Linked DNA regions of Homo sapiens: region 1 is linked to region 2. Evidence: chromatin loops called from intact Hi-C (ENCODE). Cell type or tissue: gastrocnemius medialis. All regions are shown on one strand.

Region 1 (8,000 bases), 120 kb before region 2:
GATATACTGGATATTAGACTGAAGGCATGGGGGTTGCCCTTCAAAACAATGTAGATGAGGGTGGGGAGGAAGTCATCTGCTGACGCCAGCTCGTTCTAGGTGATCTTGATGGCATCGAAGATGTGCTTGCTGCACTTGGTGATGCAGGCCAGCTTGTCTCGAGGCACACGCCTGGAATCCATTTCAATATCTACAAAGCAGAAAAGACAGTATTTCCCATGAGAAAAGAATCACAAAAAAGAAGCAATAGGAAAATCATGTTTCATCTCTAAAGTTATGAAGGAATCCTCACTAACCCCCTTTCCAGCAGTTAACTTAGTGTATAATAACTTAGTAAATATGATCTCATACTCACGGAAAACAGACCCATAAGCCAAGTACTACACAGTGTACCCTACAAGCACATTTCTCTAATCCTAAGATTATGCAATAGATACTCTTATTTTTTCTTTTTTTCTTTTCTTTTTTTTTTTTTGAGATGGAGTTTCGTTGTTTTTGCCCAGGCTGGAGTGCAATGGTGCAATCTTGGCTCACCGCAACCTCCACCCACCAGGTTCAAGTGATTCTCCTGCCTCAGTCTCCCGAGTAGCTAGGATTACAGGCATGTGCCACCATGCCCAGCTAATTTTGTATTTTTAGTAGAGTTGGGGTTTCTCCATGTTGGGCCAGCTGGTCTCAAACTCCCGACCTCAGGTGATCCGCCTGCCTCAGGCAGCCTCCCAAAGTGTTGGGATTACAGGCGTGAGCCACCACGCCCAGCCACAATGGATACTCTTATTAATATTATCCATTTTAGTGATGAGGGGGCTGAAGTTCAGAGAAGTTAAATGATTTGCCCAAGATCATACAGACAGCAGGTAGCAGGGTGGGAATTTGAAACCATGTCTATCTGACTGTAAAGCCCACAGTCTTTTTTTTTTTTTTTTTTTTGGAGATGGAGTTTCACTCTTTGTTGTTCAGGCTGGAGTGCAGTGGCCTGATCTCTGCTCACTGCAACTTCTGCCTCCTAGGTTCAAGCGATTCTCCTGCCTCAGCCTTTCAAGTAGCTGAGATTACAGGCGCCTACCACCACGCCCAGTTAATTTTTGTATTTTTAGTACAGACAGTGTTTCACCATGTTGGCCAGGCTGGTCTTGAACTCTTGACCTCAGGTGATCTGCCCGCCTTGGCCTCCCAAAGTGCTGGGATTACAGGTGTAAGCCACTACGCCTGGCCAAGCCCACATTTCTAATCACAACGTAAGCTGCCTCTGAGCTCCACGGAGAAGGAAGAAGTTGTCTGATAAAAGAATCTTTTTATTGCTTCTGTGCCTCTGTTACATTTTAGAATGTTTTCGACAATCTCAATTTGCATACCGCTTTTTAGAAATGTGGCTACTACAAAAAGCATCTTTGTACTGGATGCGAGAATACAAAAATTAGCCCACGTAGGGGTGCGTGGCTGTAGTCCCAACTACTCGAAAAGCTGAGGCAGAAAAATGGCTTGAGCCCGAGAGGTTGAGACTGCTGTGGGCTGGGCTGGCCCCGCCGTGGGGCCGCACGGGGACGGACGCGGGTGGACGCTGGGACCGAGCCCGGGCGCCCATGGCTGGGGCTGCCATGGCTGAGCGGGGCCACGTGCCTCCCCCTCGCGCCCGCGCCCGCGCCCAGCACGGAGGGGCTGCCGTGCGCCTTCCTGCAGAGCCTGCGCACCCTGTTGGACATCCTGGACGACCCGCGGGGCGGCTGCGTGCACCTGCGCCAGAGCCAGTCCCGCTGGCGGGGGGCCGACACGCGGGAGCTGCCCCGTGGGATGCTGGAGGGCCTGCGCCAGGTGGCCTCGGCCAGTGGCTGCCTGACCTTCGAGCGCTTTGTGGCCGACCTGCCCACCTAGCTGCTGAGCGCCATCGGCTGCCCCCGGGACCCCACGTGCGCCCCGGCCCAGCCTGGGGACCAGCCGCTGCAGCGCCTGGCGTTTACGCTGGCCAACGAGCCACAGACAGTCCTGGAGAAGCCCCCGCCCAGGTTCAGGCGGCGCGGCGCGGCCCGCAGCCCGGAGCAGCTGTACACCCCCCGCCGAGGCGGCGTCCTGCCCGCGGAGCCAGAGCGGACCCAGAGCGCAAGCGCGGACGCAGGTTCATTGGCCTGCAGGGCCCTGGAGGTGGACTCGGGATGTCCGACTGGCCCCCCGTGCCCGAAGGGAAGTCGGAGGCTCACCATCACCAGCGGCGTGGACTGCGGCCTGCTGAAGCAGATGAAGGAGCTGGAGCAGGAGAAGGTGGTGCTGCTGCAGGGTTTGGAGATGATGGCGGGGTCGCGACTGGTACCAGCAGCGGCTGCAACCAGTGCAGGACCGCCAGTGCCGCCTGGGCCAGAGCAGAGCCAGCGCCGACTTTGGGCCTGCGGGGAGCCCCCACCCACTGGGGCGGCTACTGCCTAAGGTACAGGAGGTGGCCCGGTGCGTGGGGGAGTTGCTGGCTGCGGCCGGTGCCAGCCGGGCCCTACCTACGTCCTCCTCCGGGCCCCTCTGCCCTGCCCTGACGTTCACCTCCTTCCCGGGGTGGCAGCAGCAGACTATCCTTATGCTGAAGGAGCAGAACCGACGCCTCACCCAGGAGGTGACCGAGAAGAGTGGGCGCGTCATGCAGCTGGAGCAGAAGTCGGCGCTCATAATGAAGCAGCTGTTTGAGGCCCAGGCCCTCAGCCAGCAGGACGGGGAGGCCTCTGGACTCCACCTTCATCTAGCCCGTTTGGGCTGGGCGGAACCCCAGGGCAGTTCTGTCACTCAGCCCTTCGAGGGCGGACGCCCTGTCTCACCCAACGTCTCTGGCTGGAGACCCCCTGCAGCCCAGGCAGTCCCGGAGTGGGCGCCTTCCTGCCCCACTTGCCATCCAGGCTTCCCAGGTCCGCCCCCAGCTGGTCCCCGCACCGAGCCCTTGACTCGGTTTTGGCTCCTGGTGCTGACATGGGCTGGGGCTCTCTTGAGTCTGCATGGTCCGCAATTGCTACTGCCGCTGTCAGGAACAGTGGGGGACTCCCTGTTTCCAGCGGTGCTGCTCTGGGTCCCATCTCCAGGGAAAGGCAATGCTCACGCCGGGCTGCACTTCCGACAATGGCCAGTAGAGGGGGGCCGGGCAGCTCTGATGCGGCGCTGAGGCTGCGCCCGAGACCAGGGGTGCAAGGACAGCTTCCTCCCCTCAACCAGGGCACCAGGACAGGTGGCTGTCACTAGGACAGGGGCAGATGGAGGGGGTGGGGATGGCCTCTAAGCAGGGGGTGCCCGCCTGGCAGGGGAGCCCCAGGAATGGTGGTCGGACTTCGGGTCCCGGCCAAGGCAGAGAGAATGGCTGCAGCAGATTGCGGGGTGGGGGGGGCCAGGCAGGTGAGAGCTTAGCCTGCATATGCCTCCCGCAGACCCCGGTGTGATGGCCTTCCTCACCCTGGCCAGGACGCTGTCCCCTGTTGAGTCCCACAGAACAACCTGTGAGCCTGGCTCCCCAGGAGGGGGTTCAGCCCAGGCCCCCAGGCACATCGTAGGCAGAGCCTGCCCCCCCACCCCAACTCAGGATTCCCAAGGTCTGGGGTCCTGCTCACTCCCCACCCCCGTTTCCTCCCACACTCAGCCTGACCCCAGGTTTCAGCGGGGAGAGGCCACTTCCCTCAGCCAAGGAAAACGAGAACCCCCAGAGTACAAGAGGAGGCTGGGGCAGGTCCCCTTGAGTGTCACTCCCTGCACCCCCTGCCTAGGCCCACTCCCGCTGGTGCTGGGGTTTGCACTGGTGGAGGGGGCCCCTGCTCAGCCCATCCTGGAGGGTCCCAGTGCCACCAGAGCTAGGGGCATGGCAACATCAAGGATGGTCCAGGGCCCCCCGATGCAGGATCAGTGTGTGGGGTGCAGGGCCCCCCAATGCGGGGTCAGTGTGTGGGGGGCGCAGGGACCCCTCGTGCCCAGGGCACTTTGGGGCACTGTCCCACAAGGCAACCCTGTCTCAGAGGAGGGGTCCTGGCAGACAGCACGGCAACTCCTTTCCAGAACCCAGCTCCACGCTAACCTGCCCACAGCAACCCCTCAGAGCCACATCCCCTGCTGCATCTGGCCTGCAGGGGTGTCCCAGGACACGCCCAAACCAGCCCAGCGTGCAACTGCCCTCCTACCCTGAGGATGGGAGTGAGCTTTCCAGGGGACATAAGGACGCCAGGCCTGGATCTTCTGGGCAGGAAAGGGAGTGGGTCCTGAAGGACTGTGCCCCACAGCCCTAGCACCACAGCCCCAGCACCAGGTGGACTGCAGCGCAGTGGGTTGGCCAGCGGCAGCCCGGGAGAAGCCGCCACCCCCGTCAGCAGGCTGGAGACAGCCCATTAGGGCCTCAATCACGTCTACCTTTGAGGGTGCCTGCCATGCCCTGGGAGATCCTGGCATCTTTACAGGACTGGAAGCAGGAGACAGAAGAGTGTCTGCCCCGGGCTGGCAGACGGTTTGAATGGTGAGTAAGACAGGGTTTTATTGAGTGAAAAGGAAGAAAAGGGGGAAAGAAGGACTCTCACAAGGCCAGAGTCTCTGCTACAGTGCTTCCTGCCAGCAGCTAGAATCCCAGGTTCTACACAGAAAGAAGAGGGGCCAGGCTCCTCCCTGCTACAAAAGACTGCGCCACTTCCCGAAGCTCCACCCCAGTGCACAGGCCGGTTGGAGTTTTTCCGGGGGGCTCCACCCCAGTGTACAGGCCGGTTGGGGTTTTTCCCAGGACCCCTTCCCACCTAGCAGTCTCACCATGACCAGCTCATTCTTTTTGCTATATCTACATATTCTTAAATAGATTTAATGCATGTTTTGATAATTTACATGTTTTGTGGACATTTCTATTTATCTAACCCACTGAATCCTTTTTGGTAGCTTTGTAACATTCCATTATATTAACTGACTTATTTGACTCTCTACCACTGTGCATTTGGGTTGCTTCCCCTCTTTTCACTGTTGTGCACTGCAGCTATAAATAATTTTGTAAGGACTATCTTCTTTTGGGTTACTTCTCTGCGATACATTTCCAAAAGTGGTATTAACCGCTTAATAAGAATAAATAGGTCGGGCGCGGTGGCTCGCAACTGTAATCCCAGCACTTTGGGAGGCTGAGGCGGGTGGATCATGAGGTCAGGAGATCGAGACCATCCTGGCTAACACAGTGAAACCCCGTCTCTACTAAAAACACAAAAAATTAGCCAGGCGTGGTGGCGGGCGCCTGTAGTCCCAGCTACTCCGGAGGCTGAGGCAGGAGAATGGTGTGAACCTGGGAGGTGGAGCTTGCGGTGTGCCGAGATCGCACCACTGCATTCCAGCCTGGGTGACAGAGCGAGACTCTATCTCAAAAAACAAAAAAAAACAAAAAACAAAAAAGAATCAATGTTATAGCACTAAGTGTCTATTGCTAGCCACACTCCTCAGAAACTCGGTGCACACTGTCATTAACCACGTGTACGCGCTTATTTCCCTATGGCCCTTACAACATTGGGCTTGATAATTTTCATTTCGTTTTACTGATTTTATAGGTGTAATATATGTATTTATTCCTCACTTTCTGCCAAAGAATATTTAAAGTCTATTTAAAAGATAAATGCAATTCAGCATAACAGACTAGAAAATAAAAAGAATAACAACTGTAATACCAATGCTCTGGGAGGATGAGGGAGAATATCGATTGAGCCTAGGAACTCGAGACCAGCCTGGGCAACATAGTGAGACCCCATCTCTAGTAAATATAGATAGATAGGCATTAAACAATTTTTTAAAAATTATAAACAATAGGCCAGGCACGGTGGCTCACCCTGTAATCCCAGCACTTTGGGAGGCTGAGGCAGGCAGATCACCTGAGGTCAGGAGTTCGTAGACCAGCCTGGCCAACATGGTGAAACTCTGTCTCTACTAAAAATACAAAAATTAGCCAGGCATGGTGGCACGTACCTGTAATCCCAGCTATTGGGAGGCTGAGGCAGGAGAATCACTTGAACCCAATAGGTGGAGGTTGCAGTGAGCCGAGATCGCGCCATTGCACTCCAGCCTGGGGGACAAGAGAGAGACTTTGTCTCAAAAAATAATAATAATTTAATAAGTAAACAAAAACAAACAAACAAAAGAAACATGGAGAAACCCCACAGGCAGAGCCACAGATGACAAGACAGAAATGTTTTCCTGGAAGATGTCTAAATTAGTCAAGAGTCAGCCCATACATCTATCTGTCTCTAACTAAACTTTTTAGCAATCATCACTAAGATGAAAACAGTTACATAACTCAGGGTTCAAAAGATGAAAGCAAACCAATCCTTCAGGTGAAATTCTGACACCAAAATCAAAAATTTCTCCCAAGGGTTCTCATAAGGATGTCACGATAGAAGAGCATGAATAAGGCTGAGAACAAACCCCCAGGACTGGTTGTCACAGACCCCATCTACCACAGGCCAATGACATCACACGCCAAGGGCCAATACATCCTGTGGAAGCCTGCAGCAGCCTAACTGTCTGGCTTAACTCTAAAAGGATGGCAGGACACTCGGGGTCAGGGGCAGTCACCTCATTCCCTCAGTGAAAATGGCTAAGCACTCATGGCACTTTTTGATTACCTTGACTGCAGCCCTTGTTACTATCAACTAGTTACCCATATACGTGCCATTTATTTGAACTAAAATTGATCCCTCATCTATAAAGGCCTAGGTATGCTGGGTGGGGTGGCTCATGCCTATAATCCCAGCACTTTGGGAGGCCAAGGCAGGTGGATCACAAGGTCAGGAGACTGAGACCATCTGGGCTAATACAGTGAAACCCCGTCTCTACAACAAAATACAAAAAATTAGCCGGGCGTGGTGGCACCACCTGTAGTCCAAGCTACTTGGGAGGGTGAGGCAGGAGAATCACTTGAACCCGGGAGGCAGAGGTTGCAGTGAGCCGAGATTGCACCAGCCTGGGCAACAGAGTGAGACTCTATCTCAAAAAAAAAAAAAAAAAAAAGCCTAGGTACTACCTTTAATAAAGTTTAGATATTTCACTATATTAAGCCCTTATTTATATTCATGACTTCCCACTGTTGCCTTCTACTTTATCTGAGTTTTATTTTTTATCGCACAGACTTTTAAAAAGTTAATACAATTAAGCCTTTTACCCGGTCATTAAAAACAATTCTTTTGGCCGGGTGCAGTGGCTCACGCCTGTAACCCCAGCACTTTGGGAGGCTGAGGCAGATGGATCACCTGAGGTCAGGAGTTTCAGACCAGCCTGGCCAATAGGGTGAAACCCCATCTCTAATAAAAGTACAAAAATTAGCTGGGCGTGGTGGTGTGCACCTGTAGTCCTGGCTACTTGGGAGGCTGAGGCAGGAGAATTGCTTGAATCCGGGAGGCAGAGGTTACAGTGAGCCGAGATGGTGCCACTGCACTCCAGCCTGGACAACAGAGTGAGACTTCATCTCAAACAAAACAAAACAGAAACAAAAACCAACTTTTCAATTTTCTTTAAAAAAAAAAAATAATAAGACAAGGTCTCACTGTGTTGCCCAGGCTGGTGTCAAACTCCTGGGCTCAAGTGATCCTTCTGCCCTGACTTCCCAAAGTGCTGGAATTACAGGTGTCAGCCACTGTACCAGAGCAAAACAATTTTTCGATAGTTCAATTTTAGCTCCTCTCCACTGCTGAAATACATGTTCTAATCTACTCCCCAACCCCCACACACAGTCTTGCTCTCTCACACAGGCTGGAGCGCAGTGAGTGATCTCACTGCAACCTCTGCCTCCCAGGTTCAAGCGATTATCCTGCCTCAGCCTCCCAAGTAGCTGGGATTACAGGCATGAACCACTACACCCAGCTAATTTTTGGTTTATTTTGTTTGTTTGTTTGTTTTTTTGAGACAGTCTCGTTCTGTCGCCAAGGCTGGAGTGCAATGGTGGGATCTCGGCTAACTGCAATCTCCGCCTCCCGGTTCAAGTGATTCTCCTGCCTCAGTCTCCTGAGTAGCTAGGATTACAGGCACCTGCCACCACGCCC
Region 2 (8,000 bases):
AGTGTTTTCACAGAATTACAGGTAAAGATGGTAACCACGTTTTCATTCCTGAGTTAAACAAGAAAGTACTCACGTGGCATGATAAAGAATCCCTCCTCTAAACCAATAACCAACATCAAAATTAGCAGTGGAATCATAAAGTCATGTGTGATAGATGTTTCCATTAATGTCCCAGTAAGTCAGACTTTCCAGCATCCGTGCTCTTGCTAGTTCCCTCCCATATTGACGTTGGTTTGGCTTTTGCTTTGCCTTTTGACCTCTTCTACATCCCCTCATTCACTCTGCTACTGCTAAACAGGTTAGCGGTGTCAGAAGGGTCTTCCCTCTATCTGTTCGGTGCCTGGAACATTCTTGCCCAGATATTTGCATAGGAGCACAGCTGGCTCCCTCATCTTTTATTCAGGTCACCTCACGAGGCCACTCCTGTCTATTTTAAAGCTGCAAGCTTCTTGGTTGCAGTTTTTTTTTCTTTTTGAGACAGGGTCTTGCTCTGTCACCCAGGCTGGAGTGCAGTGGCATGATCACGGCTCACTGCAGCCTCAACCCCCCAGGCTCATGTGATCCTACCACTTTGGCCTCCAGAGTAGCTGGGACTACAGGTATAGGCCACCACGCCTGGCTAATGTTTGTATTTTTAGTAGAGGTGGGGTTTCACCACCAGAGGTGGGGTTGCCCAGGCTGGTCTCAAACTCCTGACCTCAGGTGATCAGCCCGCCTCGGCCTCCCAAAGTGCTGGGATTACAGGTGTGAGCCACCACACCCAGCCAGTCCTCTTTGTCTTAACCTTCACAAGGAAACTTTGAAATGATACCCACTTTTTGTTACTGCTTTCCTCAGGCCTTTTCTGTCTTTAAAACCAACCTCTTCTGCTCAGCTTATTGAACGCTCATTGTGGGGCCAGGGGCCTAAACTCATGCCTGTAATCCCAGCACTTTGGGAGGCCAGGGTTGGCAGATTGCTTGAGTCCAGGACTTCGAGACCAGCCAGGGCGACATGGCAAAACCTTGTCTCTACAAAAAAAACTAGCTCTACCCCAAAAACTAGCTGAGTGTGGTGGCACACACCTACCATCCCAGCTACTGGGGAGGCTGAGGCAAAAGGATCACTTTAGCCAGGGAGTTGGAGGCAGGAGTGTGCTGAGATTGCAATACTGTGCTCCAGCCTGGGCAACAGTGAGACCATATCTCAAAAAAAGAGGAAACACTCATTCTGTTTCACAGAATGGTTTAGAGAATGGTGTGTTGCCTGATTCTATGATCACAAGTCAGTTAAGATCTTTAAAGTAAATATTATTGTCTTTTGGTAATAGCAATTATCACCATGTAATGTACTACTTTAAATTTATTGTTTATTGGCTCCTCCACCTCCTCAGCACAGGTACTTTGTGTTTGTTTTCTCATTTTTTTTTTTTGAGACAGAGTTTCGCTCTTGTTGCCCAAGCTGGAGTGCAATGTCGTGATCTCGGCTCACTGCAACCTGTTTCCTGGGTTCAAGTGATTCTCCTGCCTCAACCTCCCAAGTAGCTGGGATTACAGGCATGTGCCACCACGCCCAGCTAATTTTGTATTTTTAGTAGAGACAGGGTTTCTCTCTGTTGGTTCTGCTGGTCTCTAACTACTGACCTCAGGTGATCCGCCCGCCTCTGCCTCCCAAAGTGCTGGGATTACAGGCGTGAGCCACCGCACCCAGCCATACTTTTGTTTTATACTCTGTTGTACCCTCAGCCTAGCACACATTAGGCACCTAGGAAGAATTTGAGAAACGAATCAATTAATCTCCACTTTACCAATAATGAGCAAGAACAGAAATTAGGGCCGGGCGCGGTGGCTCACGCCTGTAATCCCAGCATTTTGGGAGACCAAGGCAGGTGGATGATTTGAGGTCAGGAGTACTAGACTAGACTGGCCAATATGATGAAACCCTGTCTCTAGTAAAAATACAAAAATTAGCCGGGTGCGGAGGCTCACACCTGTAATCCTAGCACTTTGGAAGGCCAAGGCGGGCGGATCACTTGAGGTCACGATTCCAAACCAGCCTGGCCAACATGGTGAAACCCCGTCTCGACTAAAAATACGAAAAAATTAGCTGGGCATGGTGGCGGGCGCCTATAATTCCGGCTACTCGAGAGGCTGAGGTGGGAGAATCGCTTGAACCTAGGAGGCGGAGTTTGCAGTGAGCCGAGATCACACCACTGCACTCCACTCTGGGTGACAGAGCGCGACTGTCTCAAAAAAGAAAAAAAGAAGACTGAAAAATTGGGCAACCTGTCCAAGAACACCACAGCGACAATTAGCAAAGCTGGGATTCCAACCCAGGTCTATCTAAGAGCCACAGCATTGTATTTTCTTTTCTTTCTTTCTGTGACTGCACCTTTCACCATAGATGGCATCCAGGACTCAGAGCAATCAGCATGTAGCTACTGTTTTTAATATTCCTTACATGGGAATCACATAAAGAAAGTAAACAGTATCCAATTTGTGACTCAACCATTCATACTTTGTGACACTGGTTAATTATTTCACTTCTGGGTCTCAGTTACGCTTTTTTTTTTTTTTTTTCTTTTTGAGACAGGGTCTCGCTCTGCTCTGTCACCCGGGCTGGAGTTCAGTGGAGGGATCTCTGCACCCTCAACTTCCTGGGCTATCAAGCGATCCTCCCACCTCAGCCTCCCCAGTAGTTGGGACCACAGGTGCCCGCCATCATGCCCGGCTGATTTGTAAAATTTCTTTTGTAGAGATGGGGGCTCTCCCTCTGTGGCCCAGGGTGGTCTCGAACTCCTGGCCTCAAGCGATCCTCCTGCCTGGGCCTCCTAAAGATTCAGCTGCTTTTGGATCAAACGATTGGCTTAAGACCCTTTAACTCGAACACCTGTCACATCCTAGGATCCGCGAAGGACTGAAACAGAGTTTCTGAAGCGTCCCTCGGCGCAGTGGCTCCGCTCCACCTCCCATTCGCGCTTCCACCGTGGCCTCGGCTCCAGGAGTCGCCGCGGTGCCGGCGTCGCCCTCCCGCTGCTGCGCATCGGGAGCCGGAAGTAGGGACTGAGCCACAGACTAGGAAACGTTGGTTTCTCCGGGGCTCCCCAGCGCCCCAGCTTTAGCGCGGAGGCTACCCTCTTCTATTTGCTCTTGGGCGTCAGAGCGGCACCCTACTCTGTGTAAGCCTTTGGATCCCGCTCGCACTTCCTCCCGTCATCAGCCAAAGGCCCCGGAAGTGATGTTTGCGCGCCGTGCGTTACGGGCGTGCGCTGGCGGTGCCGGGGGGGCGGGGCAAGCAGGGGGTGTGTGTGAGGCTGGAGCGGACTGGGGAACCCAGACCTGCCGAGCGACGTGGGCGAGCGGTGACCTGGACCACGGCGCAGACGCGGGCGAGCTGCGGCTCGGACGCCAGCGGACACGCGGGCGAGGTACGGAGTGGACGGACTGGGGCTAAGAGCTGCGCGGCGGGGCATCTTGGGCCGGGGGTGGCGGGGCTGTTGGTCCGTGACGTCCGCGCGGCCGGGACAGTTGCGCGTCGGTGCCTCCCGCTGTCCTTCTTCCCATATTCTGGCCCCGTCAGCGCCGCCTGCCCCGTTTCAGGCCGCCCTCGGTTCCCTTAATCCTCACAGTGCGCGGCCTCTCCGTCCAACGTGCTCGTTGCCGGCATCTCCAGCGCCCGGCCGTGCCCCGACGGCCTGACCTGGATCACTTCCTGGCCGCCTCCCTGTCCGGCGGCTCCCCTCGGTCCGGCTCCCACTTCCCCGTCCAGGATGCTGGCTCCGAAGCAACATCTGTGGTCGCGCGGGACCCATCCCAGGACCTCCCCGGAACGCGCCGGGATGGGACGCTCGGACCCAGACCACAGCCCCCGGCCGCGGCAGGGCGCCGGGATTTGATCCCGCGTCGCCCTGGGGGGACAGAAGCGTCCCGGAGTTGGGAGGGGATTTGAAGCCTATGGTCCTGACTTCCACCCCGTGGCTGAGGGCGAGGCTGCGGGGCCGGGGTTAGGAGCAGAAGTCCCTATTTCCGAACCGTCTGGGAGGAGAGCCGGGGGATGCCCATCACGGCAGTTTAGGGAGAGAGAGGGAAGGACTCTGCCGCTTTGGAGGCTAGGTCATAGGCAGCTGGCGGTGTCTCAGCGCGAGTGACCAATCCTTGTGGTTGGGAAATGTGTCGTGGGCGTCCGTGGGCTCGTTTTGCCTTTGAGATTAAATAGGAAATTTTCCCAGGACGAGTTTACCGGAGCACCTTGGGAGTTGGTTTTTGGCTTGGAGAGCTACTTTCCCCTCTCTAAATCTAAAACTGCTTTGTTTTTCCTTATTATTTTTTTCGAGATGGGATCTCACAATGTTACCCAGGCAGGTGTCAAACTCCTGGCCTTAAGCGATCCTCCCGCCTCGGCCTCCCAGAGTGCTGGGATTAGAGACGTGAGCCATTGCGCGGCTTTAACTGCTGTTAGTCTGTTCCTTAAAATTGTTGTACCAGGAAACTTGCCAGAGATGCAAGAAGATGTGATTATATTGTTAACATTTAATGATAAATAACATTTTGCTTTTAAGAGTTACTGATTCATATCCTCAAGATTAAGAAATGTTCAGGATATGAATATTTAATGACCTTTCCAATCAGTCAGTTTCTGCTCTCTAGAAGTTAGCCAGTTGAGGAGAAGGGACAGTCAAGATACTTTCAGAACAGTGTGGTAAGGAGTGTGAGCTAAGATGGAGCACCGAGGAAGGAGCCGGGCATTTAGGCCATGCTGTTGGGTGTGGAGCCTGGAAGGGATCGGGGAATACTTTCTGCATGTGTCTTGAAGAATGAGTAACATTCAGACTAACAGGGTGGAGTGAGGGAGAGGGGGGAACCAAAGGAGGGGAGGCCAGTAACTACAAGGAGGTGCTTATTTATTTATTTATTTATTTATTTATTGAGAGAGAGGGTCTCACTTTGTCACCCAGGCTGGAGTACAGTGACACGATCACGAGTCACTGAAGTCTCAACTGCCTGGGCTCAAGTGAACCTCCCACCTCAACCTCCCGAGTAGCTGAGACTGCAAATGGGTGCCGCCACACCCAGCTGATTTTTAAAGATTTTGTAAAGATGTTGTCTTGCTGCGTTGCCCACGCTGGTCTTGAATTCCTGGACTCAAGCCATTCTCCCGCCTCAAGTGTCCCAATGTGCTGAAATTACAGGCATCGGCTCCCGAGCCTGGAGGGTGGTTATTAAAGAGAAAAAGTACAGGACAGAGATACAGGAGCTTAGGCTTTAATCTGATGGTGACAGAACCAGGGAAGGGTTTTTAGCTGGGTCCTTATGTGGTTAAAATGGGTCTCCCTGGCTAGCTGCGGTGGCTTATGCCTGTAATCCCAGCACTTTGGGAGGCCGAGGCGGTTGGATCACGAGGTCAGGAGTTCAAGACCAGCCTGACCAACATGGTGAAACCCCGTCTCTACTAAAAACACAAAAATTAGATGGGCATGATGGCGCCTACCTGTAATCCTAGCTACTCAGGAGGCTGAGGCAGGAGAATTACTTGAACCCAGGAGGCGGAGGTTGTCTGAACCGAGGTTGCACCAGTGCACTCCAGCCTGGGCAACAGTGCAAGACTTCGTCTCAAACAAAACAAAACAAAACAAAACAAAAACAAGAAAAGGTCTCTATCTGTCGTCCAGGTTGGAATGCAATGGCAGGAACACAGCTAACTGCAACCTCTACCACCCAGGCTTAAGTGATTCTCTTGTCTCAGCCTCCCAAGTAGCTGGGAACACAGGCTTCCCACCTAGTAATTTAGCCTGATTGGCTAAATTTTTTGTTTGTTTGTTTTTGATACTGAGTCTCACTCTGTCAGCCAGGCTGGAGTGCAGTGGCCTGATCTTGGCTCACTGCAAGCTCCGCCTCCAGGGTTCATGCCATTCTCCTGCTTCAGTCTCCCGAGTAGCTGGGACTGCAGGCACCCGCCACCATGCCTGGCTAATTTTTTGTATTTTTAGTAGGGACGGGGGTTTCACCATGTTAGCCAGGATGGTCTCGATCTCCTGACCTCGTGGTCTGCCCGCTTCGGCCTTCCAAAGTGTTGGGATTACAGGCGTGAGCCACTGTATCTGGCCTAAATTTTTTTGTAGAGATGGAATCCCTATATGTTTCCCAGGGTGGTCTCCAACCCCTGGCCTCAAGTGATTCTCTAGCCTTGGACTCCCAAAGTGTTGGGATTACAAACATGAGCCACTGCACCCGGCCTTAAAATGGAATTTTATGTAGCTCTTACGTACAGGCTGCTATATAGCTGATAAGGACAAATGTTTTCAGTATAGTGCTGGATTATTTGCTTTTTTTTTTTTTTTTTTTTGAGATGGAGTCTTGCTCTGTCGCTGGGCTAGAGTGCAGTGGTTTGATCTTGGCCACTACAACCTCCACCTCCTGGGTTCAAGTGATTCGCCTGCCTCAGCCTTCTGAGTACCTGGGAATATAGGCACTCGCCACCATGCCCAGCTAATTACTTCTGTCTTGTATTTTAATCTTCTCTGCTCTTTAGATGTTTGAAGTGAGGCCAGGCATGTTGGCTCACGCCTGTAATCCCAGCACTTTCGGAGGCCAAGGTGGGAGAATCACTTGAGGCTAGGAGTTGGAGACCAGCCTGGGCAACATAGCAAGACTGCATCTCTACAAAAAAAAAGAAAAGATTCTTGAAGTGAATGTATACTCATTTCCTGGTTGTTTCTTTCTGTAAGGATGTCTGACCCAGCTAATTTGTAAACAGGAATTCTGCACTCATTTCTGTTTTTGCATTCTCAACCCCAGTTGGGCACACAAGTGTTTAATGAGTATTTAACTGATTTGATAAGAATAAATTCATTGATTTCTTTGATTTTTGTTGCTGGTTTTCAGTGAACAAAATGTTACCAGTACTTACTCATTGTGATGTCTACATATACAACTAAGATTCTGTTTACCTATGTCAGTCTCTGGCTAGAGACATAGAATTTCAGTCTTGACTGTGTGAGTTTAATTTCTGGCACGTGGGGTTTTATTGGCTGCAGAGCAAACATCTCTAGCAGAGATGACCTATCCCTCAAATGTAGGAAATACCTGTGTAAACCTAACACCTGTGACTCAGAATAGAAATGGTACCAAGTGGCTTCTTAGCCCATCAGTGAAGTTACCGCATTATAGGCCAGGTGCGGTGGCTCACGCCTGTAATCCCAACACTTTGGGAAGCTGAGGTGGGCAGATCACTTAAGGCCAGGAGTTAGAGACCAGCCTGGATCAAGACTGCGAAACCCCGTCTCTACTAAAATACAGAAAACTTAGCCAGGCATGGTGGTGTGTGCCTGTGATCTCAGCTACTCGGGAGTCTGAGGCACAAGAATCTCTTGAACCCAGTAGGTGGAGGTTGCAATGAGCCGAGATTGTGCCACTGCACTCCATCCTGGGCAACAAAGTGAGACTCTGTCTCAAAAAAAAAAAAAAAAAAGTGATCACACTAAAACCAAAAGTTTCAGGCTGGTGCAGTGGCTTATGCCTATAATACCAGTGCTTTCGGAGGCCAAAGTGGGAGGATCGCTTGAGTCCGGAAGTTCCAGGCTGCAGTGAGCTGTGATCAAGCCACTGCACTACAGCCTGCGTGACAGAGTGATACCCTGTCTCCATAAAAAGAAGTTTCATAGTACAGGCCGAACATTTTGAAAATCTTATTAAATATACACTTTTATCATAGAGCACTGTAGAAACGTGTGTTATTTCACATGGCTGAAGTGAGTTTAAATAATCTAGACTGTTGTTATAATACGTAAACATGTGAAACAACAGCTATCCTATTTAATACTATTTAACTTATGTTTATTTGTTTGATGTTGGATAAAGCTCCTAAAATGCTGTAGGAAAACATTATAGTTTTTGGTGCTGTTTTCAAGTTTCCTGTGAAATTCCTGTTTTCAATGAAGTGACTGTCAGTGGGATAGGAAGTCTAATTTTTATTTATAGTAGAACTTTTTTTTCTTTTTCTTTTTTTTTTTGAGATGGAGTCTT

Evidence for each region. Hi-C counts contacts between places; a loop is a spot of excess contacts. Peaks named below come from ENCODE experiments on the same cell type or tissue, not always from the same donor. Only the 100,000 strongest peaks of a DNase experiment are listed, where the experiment ranks them.
Region 1: a loop joins it to region 2, with 3 times the contacts of the local background. A loop is called at or near these places in 11 of 110 quality-filtered maps.

Annotation. Positions count from the first base shown.
Region 1 is chr7:66,554,648-66,562,647 of GRCh38, forward strand. It overlaps the pseudogene RABGEF1P1 and the pseudogene SAPCD2P3. Among named protein-coding and RNA genes, the nearest start is that of LINC03011, 65 kb to the left of the region's middle. RefSeq lists enhancers at 2,869-3,684, 3,685-4,500 and silencers at 3,080-3,189, 4,527-4,759. In gastrocnemius medialis, a CTCF peak has its summit at 3,087 (motif pointing right); DNase peaks (open chromatin) are centred at 3,123 and 3,960; H3K27ac peaks cover 617 bases.
Region 2 is chr7:66,678,853-66,686,852 of GRCh38, forward strand. It overlaps a transcript of RABGEF1 not described here. Among named protein-coding and RNA genes, the nearest start is that of KCTD7, 54 kb to the left of the region's middle. RefSeq lists an enhancer at 3,100-3,839 and a silencer at 3,108-3,357. In gastrocnemius medialis, no CTCF peak of the experiment used is centred here; DNase peaks (open chromatin) are centred at 3,239 and 4,094; H3K4me3 peaks cover 2,175 bases; H3K27ac peaks cover 2,088 bases.